Linked DNA regions of Mus musculus: region 2 is linked to region 1. The links are chromatin contacts, found by Hi-C or POLR2A ChIA-PET in ENCODE. All regions are on one chromosome and are shown on one strand. Each heading gives the region's core, a stretch centred on a gene start or an enhancer-like site at or near the end of the contact. The rest is flanking DNA. Distances are from core to core; before and after follow the strand shown.

Region 1 (6,662 bases), core at 3,043-5,542:
CTATACCAATATAGCAGAATATAACCTCAATATATATCAATATTCAAAGAACTATGCCAATGTAACAAAATATCTTAGTATGTAACAATATACAATGATCTATGCCAATCTGATATTATTGGCTATAAAATGTTCTTTGGTTTAAGAGTCAATTGCATCATCTACCCCTTTTCCTATTATTCCTATATTTCACCCTTTTCTTATCAACCTTTCTCCCCCTTCCTCCTCTAACACTACATAGGAGAGAAAGAAAGATAGAGGAAAGAAAAAGAGAAAAATAAATCTCTAAATCTAACCTCCTTATTTCAGTCCTCCCTATCCAAGATCTTTTTTTTTTTTTTTTTTTTTAAATTAATTTATTTATTATATGTAAGTACACTGTAGCTGTCTTTAGACATTCCAGAAGAGGGAGTCAGATCTTGTTATGGATGGTTGTGAGCCACCATGTGGTTGCTGGGATTTGAACTCAGGACCTTTGAAAGAGCAGTCAATGCTCTTACCCGCTGAGCCATCTCGCCAGCCCCCTATCCAAGATCTTAACTACTTGTAAGCATCCCCTTTTGGGATGTGTGTTGACAATCATTTAACACCCAATGAATGACCATAAACCACCTCCCCTACTTCTTGGGAATGGGGTGTATTTCTCTTACACATTGTTTCCTGCTGATGTGGAGGTGAAGTATATATTTGGGGTGAGGGCAGAATTTAGCAATTGAATACATAACAGCACCAGTCCAACCCCCAGCACACTGTTTATGAATATATATTTTATTTACAGATTATTTTATTTATAGAATATTCACAGAGCTGAGGATGTAGTTTAGTTGTAAAGAGGTTGCCTTACATGGTCAAGACCCTGAGTTCAATTTCCAGTACTCAAAACAAACCACAAAACCTTTAAAATGCCTTTTAAAAACAAAACCAAAAACAACAAAGAGCACCTTTGGAAGGAAGAAAGAATAAAGTGGACTCTGGGAGTTAACAGTATAGCTCAGGGGTTTGTTTCTTAAATTAGGTGGCACAATTGTAGGTTGTATAGGTTCAACTTAAAATTAATGGAGTTATGGTTGAATCAACAGTTACTTGACAGTTTATTGATATTCCTCATGCATCATAGCCATGCATCTTGATTGTTTTTCTTTGTGATGGAGGGGAATAGGTTTCTATAAAACCACCTAATGTGCAATTATTTCCCCTGGTCTGGAGACATGAGTAATTTCTGCCTAACATTCTCCACCAGAAACTCTAAGACAACATTAGATAGAAAATCACTTCAAGACAGAAGAGTGGTATTTGGATTTATAATATTGCACACCAAAGTTATGCTTTTTGGTTAACAAGATGCTAAAGATAATTTCATTTCATAATTTTTATACAGCTTCCAAAAGTTTCATTTTTCTTTCTTACTGACAGTGGGGTACAGTCCTTTTTCCCCTGTGATCTCAAAGCTTTAATTTCTGTTGTTTTCCAAAGAAAATTTCCTCTCTTGGGGTTGGAAAGATGGCTTAGCAGTTCCCTTAAGGTGGTTCACAATAGCCTAGTTTCAGGAAATCCCTCCGCAGGCACCAGCATGAGCATGTGCCCACACACAGACACACAAATACATATATCTTTCTAACAAGAAAGAATAGGCAGGAAGGTATGGTGGTGTACACCGTCAGTCCCCTCACTTGGGAAGCAAAAACAGCAGGATCTCTGTAGGGTTACTCAGAGACACTGTCTCAAAACCAAACCAAATACCAGAAAAGAAAAAAAAGGGGTGGGGTGGGGTTCGGAAGGGCCGAAGAGATGGCTCAGTGGGTAAGAGCACCTAACACATTTTATCCTCAGCATCCACACCAGGCAGCTAATTATAGTTCTGAAAAAATAACATAAAAACAAACAAACAAAACGAGGACTTTAGGCCCAGGCTTGAGAATGTGACCTTTGTGACTCAATGCTCCAAGGCATCCTAATCATAAAACAGATAGCGATATTCTTCCACCTACCTGCTTCCTGGGTTCAGGGAGTGTTCGTTCAAAGAAAGTCACCCTGACCATTGCTGGAACCCACTATGCAAAAGTGCTATTGTTAGAGGCTCCTAGAAACTGTCTTGAGAAATAACCACACAACTATCAGGTATTTTTCTTGTGACTTCCCACTTCTTCGTGACTCTTAACTGGTATTTTTGGTATTTTCCAACAACACCCTCCCCAAACCCTTGAGTTGTGGTTTCTTCCTTTACCCTGTTACCTAGCTACTCTGCCCACAAGGTCCTTTACCCCTGTGTGGTGTAAGACTGTGGGCCCCAGAGTGCTCTTGGAATAAAAGTTCTCTTGCGGTTTGCATCAAGACCATTTCTTATGAGTGATTTGGGGTGTTGCCTCTCCTGAGTCAGAACGTGGGGGAGTCCTCACATTGTGGGTCTTTCAGTTCCAGAGGATCTGATGTATTTGTGTGCATGTGGTACACACACATACACAATAAATACAAATAAATAATAAGAACAACAAAAAACAAAGCTCCTTTCCTTGCTTCTTTTTGGCCTGGTTGATTTTTTTTTTTTTTTTTTTTTTTTTGGTTTTTCAAGACAGGGTTTTTCTGTATAGCCTTGGCTGTCCTGGCACTCACTCTGTACACCTGGCTGCCTCGAACTCAGAAATCCGCCTGCCTCTGCCTCCCGAATGCTGGGATTAAAGGCATGCACCACCATGCCCAGTGACACTGGTTTTTCTTTTACAAAGTTATATGTGGAGCTCAATAGCAGAGCATCCATCTAGTGTTCTGGAATCTAGCCTCAACATCCGAAGAAAAAGTATGCTGGATAGCAAATTCTCTAAAACTGTCTTAAGATTTATTTTATGTGTTTGGGTGGGTTTTTTTGTACATCTGTGTGTCCCTGCTGTGCTCACAGAGGTTTAAGAAGCCCTGGGACTGGGGACTGCAGTTAGAAACAGTTGTGAACCTGGATCCTCTTTTGTTGTTTTCAAGACAAGCTCTTTTTGTATTGCCTTGGCTGTTCTGGAACTTACGCGATAGTCTAAATAAACTAGCCTCAGATTCAGAGATCTGCCTGTTTGTGCTGAGATTAAAGGTATGTACCATCATGCCCAGCTCCCCAGCCTGGGTTCTCTTACCCATGGTAACATCGGTCCAACTCTCCCCTCTGGCTTTTTACCAGTCTCCACACTTCTGGCTAGGTCACTGTGTAATATGTGTTTCACACAGAGTAAGGTGTGAAAATGTGTCTAAAATGATATACAGGATCCTTCTATTTCCACCTCTCCAGTGCCTGTATTACTAACATTAAACCGGGCTCTTTACCTGAGTAACCCAGGTCCTAATAGTTACCCATTGGCTTTGAACTCCCTTTTTTTGGTGGTGGTGGTGGTGGGGGAGGAATGGATCTCTAGGAGGTGGGCCTGGGGCCCTCACTGTACAACTTGTTCCTTAGCACTATTTCCAGAATCCTTCATCACACCTGGAAGTTCTGGAGGACAAGAATTGGGGTAGATAGGCAGGCCTTCAAAGGCATCTTCTGCTCTGAAGGCCAGGCCCACTGTGGCTGGGGCCTGTGGCTTTGCTACCTGACTAGTGAAGCCACATTCCCCCAGAGTTTTCTCATCAAGGAGCTGGTTGTCCTTGAACAGCAGCTCTCCTCAGGAGGCCTCTTCATGATGCCCTCAATGATGCGCTTGAGTGCCAACACCAAGCTTGACTCCTTGGCCTCAGTGAAGATGGTGGTCTTCTTGTGTGGGGTCATGAGAAACACAGCCATCCCTGTGGCTGCTTCTGGCTTGATGCACGGGACCAAATCTGATGGCTTCTCAGGTTGTCCTCAGCAGGAGTGATCTCTCAGTGTCCCTCGGAGTCTTGCCAAAAGTTAAGAGAGCCAACATGTTGTTTGAAAACCAAAAAAATCCCAGCCGTTCGATTTTACCAATGAAGACTCAGGGGCCAGATGCTGGGGTGCAAGCCTGCTAGGTCAGAGAGGCAGAGAAAGCACCCAGCTGACCTTCCTCCTCCACTCACTTCCCAGAAGGAAACCCGCTTTGAACTCCTTTTATCCTCCCGCCTCCACCTCCTGAGCGCCAAGGTCACGTGCACACGCCTCTAAGACAAGCTTCTTTTTGAAGGAGTTTCTGAGGAATGCGGCCACCGATTGCCCCGCCAAGCTGTGCCAGCCTATTTCTAGGAAAGCTTCAGGCCGGTTAAGGTCAGACGCAAGCCTACCCGCCTTCTTGCTGCGATCCTTACGCTCTGCTCACGTGGGCCGCGTCCCGCAAGGGGCTGCCTTCTGCAGCGCCACTTCCGGGGCGGGTAGGTCGTGGCTTCCGGCGCAAGGCCGGGCGTTCGCTCAGTTCAGGCCGAATGGCGGCCCCGCTGCTTCACACGCGCTTGTCGGGCGATGTGACGGCAGCGGCCTCTGCCACGCTGAGTGCGTCGCGGACTGGGTAAGATCCGGGCGGCCTCCGCCTGCGGGTGCGGGGCTCGAGCCCGCTGAGAGCTCTCCGCATGTGCCGAGGGGGCCGGGCGTGCGGGCTCGGCTCGGGCACGCAGGAGCCTCTGGTTCCCTCGGGTCCCCTCTGCCCGGGCGAGCCTTGTCTGTTCCATTGTTTCCCACTCACTCTTGGGGCACCCTTGTGGGACTCTAGGCTAATCTTCCGTGCCTTTCCTCTTCCCTCTCTTGGCCAAGACATGGGCGGCATTTCCAGGGTTTTGGATATCTAGGGGAAAGCTGTCACTGGTGACCTATCGAATTCCAAAAATTTTGTTTGAAATTTGTTTCTGTAGAAGCAAGCAGTAGCATAGTGGAACCGTATATTATATAAGCAGTCCTTTTTGCCCAACATTTTAAAATACCTATCCCTATAAAACATTTGGAATCTAACCTTTAGATTTTGTCTGATTCTCTTGTTTAAACGAAGTAAACCTTGTAAAGCACTTAGCATAGTACTGACAATTGTTAATAAAGTGTGTATACTCTGTGTTAAGGCACTGGGGACAGCAGCTTATCCAGACACTAACCCATACCCAGCAGAGCCGGAGGCGGGGCAGTGGGGTGGGGGGGCGGCGGCAATACATGGATAAGATAGTTTCAGGTATCAGTAAATGCTATGAAGAACTACAACGTTCCAGGATAAAGCGTGAGTGTATGAGGTTCTGGTGGAGAGGGCCTCTGACATTTGAACTCCAACCTTGGGAAGAGTGTTTCTAACAGCGAGTAGCAGGTGAAATGGGAATCAGCTTGACAAATTTGAGGAATAGAAAGGACATCACGCTTTTAACAAATGATTGTATCATGAGATCAGGGTTAGGAAAGGTGGCTGGTTAAACAGGATCTTACAGGGTTAATGTGGGAATATGGAGTTTCTTTTCCTTCCCTTACTCTTAATAAGATCTCATTATGTAGCCTAGGTTGGATTCTGCCACAGCTTCTGAGACAGATTTACTGAGGGAAGAGTGGCTTCCTGGGAGAGAAGGTTGGAAGGAGGGATATCATTTGAGAAACTTAAGCCTCATCACACAAAATGATGTTGGCTCAGCCATGCTCCCTGCCGTCATTCTCTGTCATGAATTTGATAACTGGTCTTCCTGGTTCTTCAGGCTTTCCGATATGCTCGCGTTAGAGAGCGATTTCTTCAATTCTCCTCCGAAAAAAACTGTTCGGTTTGGCGGAACTGTGACAGAAGTCTTACTGAAATACAAAAAGGTACGAGGAGGTGGGGTTTGACTTTGCTTAGTCAGAGTTTAAAAGGCATTAAACCGAAGAGCAAATTATCAAGACTTTGGGTTCCTCCTCCTGAGTACAACCCCCCCCCCAAGACAGTAAAGAGAATAAGATGAACTTTAGCATTTGTGTGTACGTTTATTTAGGTTTCTCAGTGGTGGGGATTGGAACTAGGACCTTATCCACACCAGGAAAACAGGTCTAGTTGAGCTCCTACATAGCCTAAAAATAAATTTTACACTGGGCTTGGAGGCTTGTGTCTTTAATCCCGGCATGTGAAGGCAGAATCAGGTGGATCCCTGAATTTGAGACCAGCCAGGGATATATACAGCCTCTGTGTAAAACAGTGGCCCTCAACCTTCCTAAGGCTCTGTGTGACCCTTTTAATGCAGTTTCTCATGCTGTGGCGACCCCCAACCATAAAATTATTTTCTTTGCTACTTCATAAGTGTAATTTTGCTACTGTTATGACTTATAATGCGACTCTCTGTGTTTTCTGGTGGCCTTAGGTGACCCCTGTGAAAGGGGGTCAACAGCCTCAGGTTGAGAACCGCCTGTCTAAAAAGATGGGATTGTGGGAAGTATTTAGATACCATACTGAAATAGAATATATAGTGATATGCCTGATACCGAAGCTTAAAGGTAACCAAAACAAGTGTGCTGAGATTTTAGGACTTAAAATGCTGTATACAACTTGAAAACTAGCAAGTGCTAAAATTAAAATAAAAAAAAAAAATTAGCCAGGCAGTGGTAGCGCATGCCTTTAATCCCAGCACTTGGGAGGCAGAAGCAGGCGGATTTCTGAGTTCAAGGCCAGCCTGGTCTACAGAGTGAGTTCCAGGACAGCCAGAGCTACAGAGAAACCCTGTCTTGAAAAACCAAAACAAACAAAACAAAAACAAAAACAACAAAAAAAAATTAGAGCGATTTTAGTTTGTTTAACTTTTTTTTT
Region 2 (6,662 bases), core at 2,571-5,070, 39 kb after region 1:
CTTCAACAAGGCCACACCTCCTCACAGTGCCACTCCCTGGCCCAAGCATATACAAACCATCACACACGTCTGAGCTATCTTGTGAGAAGAGTTGGCTAGTGCTGTGTGTTTTGCAGCCTGTGTGCTTGGTGGTCTGGGGAGTGGAGGGCTTGGCATCTTCCTTGAGGCTCGTTGCAGCTTGGGTCTTGACTCCATTGTCTGTTCGCCTTCATGTCTGGCTTTAGTAGTGTAGACAGGCTAGGCTGTTAGCTGCACTCAGCTCTTCACTATCTACTAAGTGTCTACATAATGCTCATTCTTTGTGTGTGTGTTCTCTCTCTGACACAAGGTTTCTCTGTACTGCTGGCTGTCCTGTAGCCCAGGCTGGCCTCAAACTCAGATCTAACTGCTTCTGCCTCCTAATCGCTGGGATTAAAGGCATGTGCTCCCACATACATAATACTTTTTTTAAAAATTTATTTATTATTAAATTTAAGTACACTGTAGCTGTCTTCAGACACACCAGAAAACGGTGTCAGATCTCATTATGGATGGTTGTGAGCCACCATGTGGTTGCTGGGATTTGAACTCAGGATGTTCGGAATGGAAGAGCAGTCAGTGATCTCAACTGCTGAGCCATCTCTCCAGCCCACATACTACTTTTTAAACAACATTTCTTCTCGCTGCGGAGGGCTGGTCCTTGGCTTCTGCTATGAAGGTGTGCTCACCGACCTACATTCCTTGCTTCCCCACACCCATAATTACATGGTATACAGTTTAGTACTTTCTACCTGTAAGCACTTAGCTATTTCACTGCTCAGGGAATCTTCACATTTCTGTCTTCTGGTTCTTATAAACTACAATTCAAAGCCATACCCAGGGACTGGAGGTGGCTGTGTGGACCATAGCCCTTGCTCCACCAGCAGAGAGATCAAGTTCTGTTGACAGCATCCACATCAGGTAGCTCACAGTCTGCTTCCTCTGGGCACCTGCACTCACACAACACATAAATACTAGTAGAAATTAAAAAAAAAAGCCATAATTTTAGTACTTTAGACTCTTAAGATGGGACTGCCATGAGTTCAAGGTTAGCCTAGGCGATACTGTGAGTTGTAGGCCAGCAAGAGTTAGTTGCAGAGTGAGCAACGGTGGTGTGATTGATTATTCCAGGAGACCGGCAACTCATTTTAGAGAGTTCAGCTGAGCCTCTTCCGAAAGAAGTAGCACAGCTGGGCTTGTTGACCTTTCGCTTCCTGCCACAAGGGTGGGAAGGCAGCGAGACCTGAGGATGCAGATGCACCTTGCCACCCGTTGTATGACAGTGCCTTAATTGTGTGGTGCGGCAGAGTAGTTGGGCCTGCGATGACTAGGGGAGGGGCCCTCATTCCTGCAGATGCAGCTGGTTAGGTGGAGGACACCCACATCACTGTAGGTAATATTTCACCTAATACTTCTGTAAGGAAGCCCCAAAACTCATTCACTCCTCAAGTGAACTTGAGTGGAATCGTGCTGAGTTAGGCTTGTCAGTGGCACCTCCTGAGGTGTCCTGGTTTGTTTTCTACACAACCTTAGGATCGATAAGAATTGATACAAGCTAAATCTTTTGGGAAGAGGAACCTCAACTGAGAAAATGCCTTCATCAGTCCGGCCTATCTCTATTAGATGGGCCTGTAGACAACTCTGTAGAGCATTTTCTTGATTAATGGTTGTTGTAGAAGGGGCTAGGCCACCAGGGGAAATACCACTTTGGAAGGTGGTCCTGGGTGTTCTAAGAAAGCTAGGAGGCTGTATGTACAAGCCAAGAGGAATGAGCCAGTAAGTAGGTTCCTAAAGTTCCTGTCCTGACTTCCTACAACTGTGTACTGGCAGAGGATGGCCTAGTCGGCCATCAGTGGAAGGAGAGGCCCTTGGTCTTGTGAAGATTCTATGCCCCAGTACAGGGGAATGCCAGGGCCAGGAAGTGGGAGTGGGTGGGTATGGGAGCCAGGGGAAGGGGGAGGGGATAGGGGATTTTCGGAAAGGAAACTAGGAAAGGGGATAGCATTTGAAATGTAAATGAAAAAAAATATCTAATTTAAAAAAAAAAGTTGTTCTTAACCTCAGTATAAGAATGAGAATTGTAGCTGGGCGTGGTGGCGCACGCCTTTAATCCCAGCACTCGGGAGGCAGAGGCAGGCGAGTTCGAGGCCACCCTGGTCTACAGAGTGAGTTCCAGGACAGCCAGGGCTATACAGAGAAACCCTGTCTCGACAAACAAAGAGAGAAAATAAATATTAAGGAGATAAAAGAAAATCAAAGAAATGTGAATTTCTCTAGGAATCTCCTGCTGGAAGAAGGCAATGGCACCATTCTGAAGGGGAACTTGTCTCCAGAAGAGATCTCAATGAGACCTAAAAAAACTTGTCAGACCACAGAATGAGACTAAAGCCTAAATAATGATGGGTAGGATCCAAACCAGCAGAAATAAGGGCCTCAAACCGGATTTATCTGGCAACCGGATTTCTCTCTCCCTCTCTCTCTCTCTCTCTCTCTCTCTCTCTCTCTCTCTCTCTCTCCCTCCCTCTCTCTCTCCCTCTCCCTCTCCCTCCCTCTCCCTCTCCCCTCTCCCCTCTCCCCTCTCCCCTCTCCCCTCTCCCCTCTCTCTCTCCTCTCTCCTCTCTCCCTCCCAAGTGCTGGGATTAAAGGCATGCGCCACCACTCCACCACTGCCCGACTGTATTTCTTTATCTCATGCTAGTCTCCATAACATTAACCACGCGGAGAAAACAAGATTTATTCCAAGCAGCTCCTCAATAGCTGAGGAGTTAAATGATCTGTTAACCTCTTAAGATAATCTGGCTACCTCCCACCCATGACCCCAATTCTTATCGTCAGGTTCTTTGGGCTTCGTGTGTTTTCATGATCTTGCTCCAGACTCTTTCCTCATTGCTCCAGTTCATCCTCCTAGCCTATCTGAAACTTATGAAATATAAAGCTCCGGGATAATGCGGTGGGCGGGCCCATGTCAAGGTATCCCCCTGAGGAATCACACCTTGAGACAGATCAAATATAAAGATGAAATGAATAGGGATATAGAAAGGGGCAGAAGCGGAGGACAAAGAGAGGGAAGAGAGGCTGCCTGAGAACACATGGGAATAGAGAGTGAAAGAACTGGGGTAGTGACTCCTCTGTATGCTGGTGCTGCTGTCACACTTGCCTTGCACCTGGCGGGCAGCGGGCAATGACACAAGCTGTTGCTGGGTAGCTCTTGGCCTGAGCCTGGTGGAATTGTACACCAATAGAAACTCCCGCTCTCCTTCCCTGTGGTCCCTGCGTCAGACCCCAAGCCCCTCCTACTTCTCTTCTGCCCAGCTGCAGGCTGTAGGCACCTTCATTAACCAATCCGGGATAACTGGGGGGTGGGGGGTGAGGGGGAGGAGTTATATAACAAAAGCAGGTATATGTGAGGACCCTGTTTCTTCCGCGCTTACGCCCCCGCGGTGCTAGCTGGGGCCGCAATTCTCGGGTTCCCCACGCCTTCTGCACTACGTCTGCCAGCTGAAAGGGACGTTGACTGAATAAACTTTTGCGAATCAACTCGGCCGAGGCAGGGGTCAGGGCTGGGTGACGCAAAGCGCGAGGCTACCCTCGAGGTTCTCCTTTCCGCGTCCTTAATGCTCAAGTCTCTGCGACTACAGCTGCTGGCACCAGCCAGGAGGGACACGGGTAGTGAGTGGACGCCGACAAAGTTTGGACTACATCTCCCGTGATGCCTTGCAGCCCAAGGGCTATTCCGTCTCCTCGATCTCTTCGGGCTGCTCCACGTCCGCCTGGACTACACATCCGGGCCGAGTCCGCGGTGGGCGCGGCGCCCACGGTGGGCGTGGCATGCCCCGAGGCGGGGCGAAGCGGAGCGGGGCGGGGCGGGGCGGTGGCCACCTAACTCGGCCTGGCGGCGGCCTAGACGATGCCACTGCTGGTGGATGGGCAGCGCGTCCGTCTGCCACGGTCCGCTGTGGAGCTGGTCCGGGCGCACCCGCCTCTGGAGGTGAGCGACCTACCCGGGCTTTCGGGGCGGATGGGAACTCCGCAGCCCGGCCGCCGACGCGCTTTCACTAGGGACCTGGTGAGACGAGGCCCAGAGAGGTTAAGGTGACTTACGGAAGGTCGCACAGCGCGTACACAGCGCGAGGACACTCGGCGGGCTCTGCAAGTCGGGGCGCTCGTGCGGATCCCCGCATTACCCAGCTGCAGAAAGGTGTGGGCGGGGGTCCCAGTTCTTTGCGCGCTCATTCCTGCCCCCCAGGGCGTAGAGGGGCGCGGATTATTTTTTAGCTAGAAATAAGGGATTCGTTTGGAAGTTGCTGGGTCCGGGAGGACTGCTCCCTGATGGAGTCTTGTTCTTTCCTTGTGGGGACTTCTGAAAGAGGGCTCATAGTGAAGGCAGTGATGACCAAGTATCCCACATACTAATTTGGACTCAGCCCGTCCATGGATCTCACATAGTACAGTCTAGGACGGGACCTGTTTCCTAATCAGTTATAGCCTTGAAGGAAAGATGCCCACGTTCCCTCTGAGAGGTGAAGCACTGCGTCTCTGTGGAGTTTGTGGTTCTGTCTGCTTACTTGCTTTGTCTTCCCCTGGATCTGCTTCCTGGAGCAAATGCTTCCTGAAAGCAGATGGCATTGTGCTAACCGAATATTTGTTGGGTAAGTGAATGGGCAGAATGACCCCTGAGAACTACGGGACAGGGAGACTGACTGTTAATTTGAATTTCAAGACAGCCTGATCCTAATACTGGCTCCTACAAATCGGGCTAGGCACTGTACACTGTGTCGATGAAGCCAGAAATAACACAAGAAAAGTTCCAGCACTTCAAGGATTTAGGAGCCTCTCTCCTGTGTCTGAAACTTGTAGTTTTAGTGGCCACGCAGCACATTACATGAGGCAGAGACGAGGTGATGTAGGGTGGTGTCTCCGGAAGCAAGGGTTTGGTTTATTTAGGGAGACGCAGCCCAGAAAGGATGCAGAGTGGAGAGTTGGTTTTCAAGAGCAGGGAAGTGGGGCCAAGGAGGCCCCCAGTGAGGAGGGCAAAGAGGGCTGCACATAGAGGCCAGGGGAACAGTTGGAGTGAGGACTTCAGGCCCACTTGCCTTAGGGGATGATGTGAAGGCTCCGTAGAGGAAAGTAGAAAATCAGGTCCTTGGTCACAACCATTCTTCTAAGTTTTGGTTCAATTTTGTTTTTGAGACAGGATTTCTCTGTGGAGCCTTGGCTGTCCTGAACTTGTTCCGTAGACCATTCTGGCCTCAAACTCTGAGATCTACCTGCCTCTGCCTCCCCTACTTTATTTATATGCTAGGCAATCTTCTGTTTAAAAAGATTTGGGATAGGGTCTGTGTTGCTCTGGAGTCTCACTGTAGGCTGGCGTCTGGCTCTAAGAGCTCTTCTCTCTCCTTCATCCCACATGCTGGCGTTAAAGATGTGCACTAGCACATGCTGATCTTTCTGTACTTATCTGTGTGAATGTATGCGCACATAGGTGAGTGTGTATGTGTGTGCACAGGGAGGCCAGAAGGTGGCATCAAGCACCTGTCTCTCCACTGTGTGTAATTCCTTTGAGTCACGGTCTCTCCCTGAATATGTGTCTTAGCTAGGCTGGGATGGAGCAAGCCCTAGCCATCCTCTTGCCTCACGCACCTCAGAGTTGGGGTTACAGTCATGTGTGGGAGTCTTGGCTTGTGAGTGCTGGGACCCCACTTCTGGTAGGTTTCCCACAGCAGTTTTAACTACTGCAGCATCCTCTCTGTGTGAGCCCTGTCCTCCTTTTCTATTTCAGAGAGACAAGCTGACCGTGAATGCCTTGAGACCTCTTACTTCAGTGATACTGTGATTAGAGTTATTATCCAATGTGCCCATCATGATACATTAAAAAAAATTATTCTCAGCTGGGCGTGGTGGCGCACGCCTTTAATTTCAGCACTCAGGAGGAAGAGGCAGGCGGATTTCTGAAGTTTGAGGCCAGCCTGGTCTGCAAAGTGAGTTCCAGGACAGCCAGGGCTATACAGAGAAACCCTGTCTGGAAAAACCAAAAAGAAAAAAAAAGTTATAAGAAAATTATTCTCTTATTTATTCTCTTATATATTATTACATCCTGACTGCAGTTCCCCTCTCCACTCATGATCTACTTTTTGAATGACAGCATACTATATATTGTCTTGTTTAGTTTGGTTTGGTTTTTCTGATACAGTTTCACTCTATAGCCCAGGCTGGCCTTCCACACACTCATGTATGCCTCAGCCTTGTAAGTTCTAGGATTGCAAGTGTAAACTATAAACTACCATGGCTGGCTTATTCCTCTGTGCCCTGTCCGTTCCTTTCTCTTTCTTTCTTCCTCCTTCTCTTTTTTCTTTTCTCTTCTTTTCTTTTCTTTTCTTTTCTTTTCTTTTCTTTTCTTTTCTTTTCTCTTCTCTCTTCTCTTTTCTCTTTTCTCTTCTTGTCTTTCTCTTCTTTCTTCCTCTCCTTTCTCTCCTTCCTTCCTTTCTTTTTCTTTTTCTGGGGGTAGTGGTGGTCATGGTGGTGGTAGTGTGAGACAGGGTTTCTCTTTGTATCCCTGGCTGTCCTGGAACACAGAGATATGCCTACCTCTGCCTCCCAAATTCTAGGATTAAAGGCTTGCACCGCCATGCCTGGCTCCCTGTATT

The links. A loop is a pair of places that touch in the nucleus more often than their neighbours do. ChIA-PET counts read pairs that join two places held with the same protein, here RNA polymerase II (POLR2A).
Region 2: a loop to region 1 is called in a map of heart, with 7 times the contacts of the local background. The contact joins the promoter of Ntan1 here to the promoter of Rrn3 in region 1. A Hi-C loop is called at or near these places in 6 of 37 maps with a recorded cell type or tissue (gastrocnemius and heart). POLR2A ChIA-PET finds 5 or more read pairs at or near these places in 3 of 5 experiments (Patski and embryonic stem cell).

The regions. Positions count from the first base shown.
Region 1 is chr16:13,776,407-13,783,068 of GRCm38, forward strand. Rrn3 (RRN3 RNA polymerase I transcription factor homolog (yeast)) reads left to right here and starts at 4,293. Exons shown (of 18, transcript NM_001039521.1): 1 at 4,293-4,433; 2 at 5,587-5,692. The coding sequence starts at 4,351. It also overlaps the pseudogene Gm6354.
Region 2 is chr16:13,815,431-13,822,092 of GRCm38, forward strand. It overlaps Ntan1 (N-terminal Asn amidase), which reads left to right and starts at 3,821. Exons shown (of 10, transcript NM_010946.4): 1 at 3,821-4,006. The coding sequence starts at 3,926.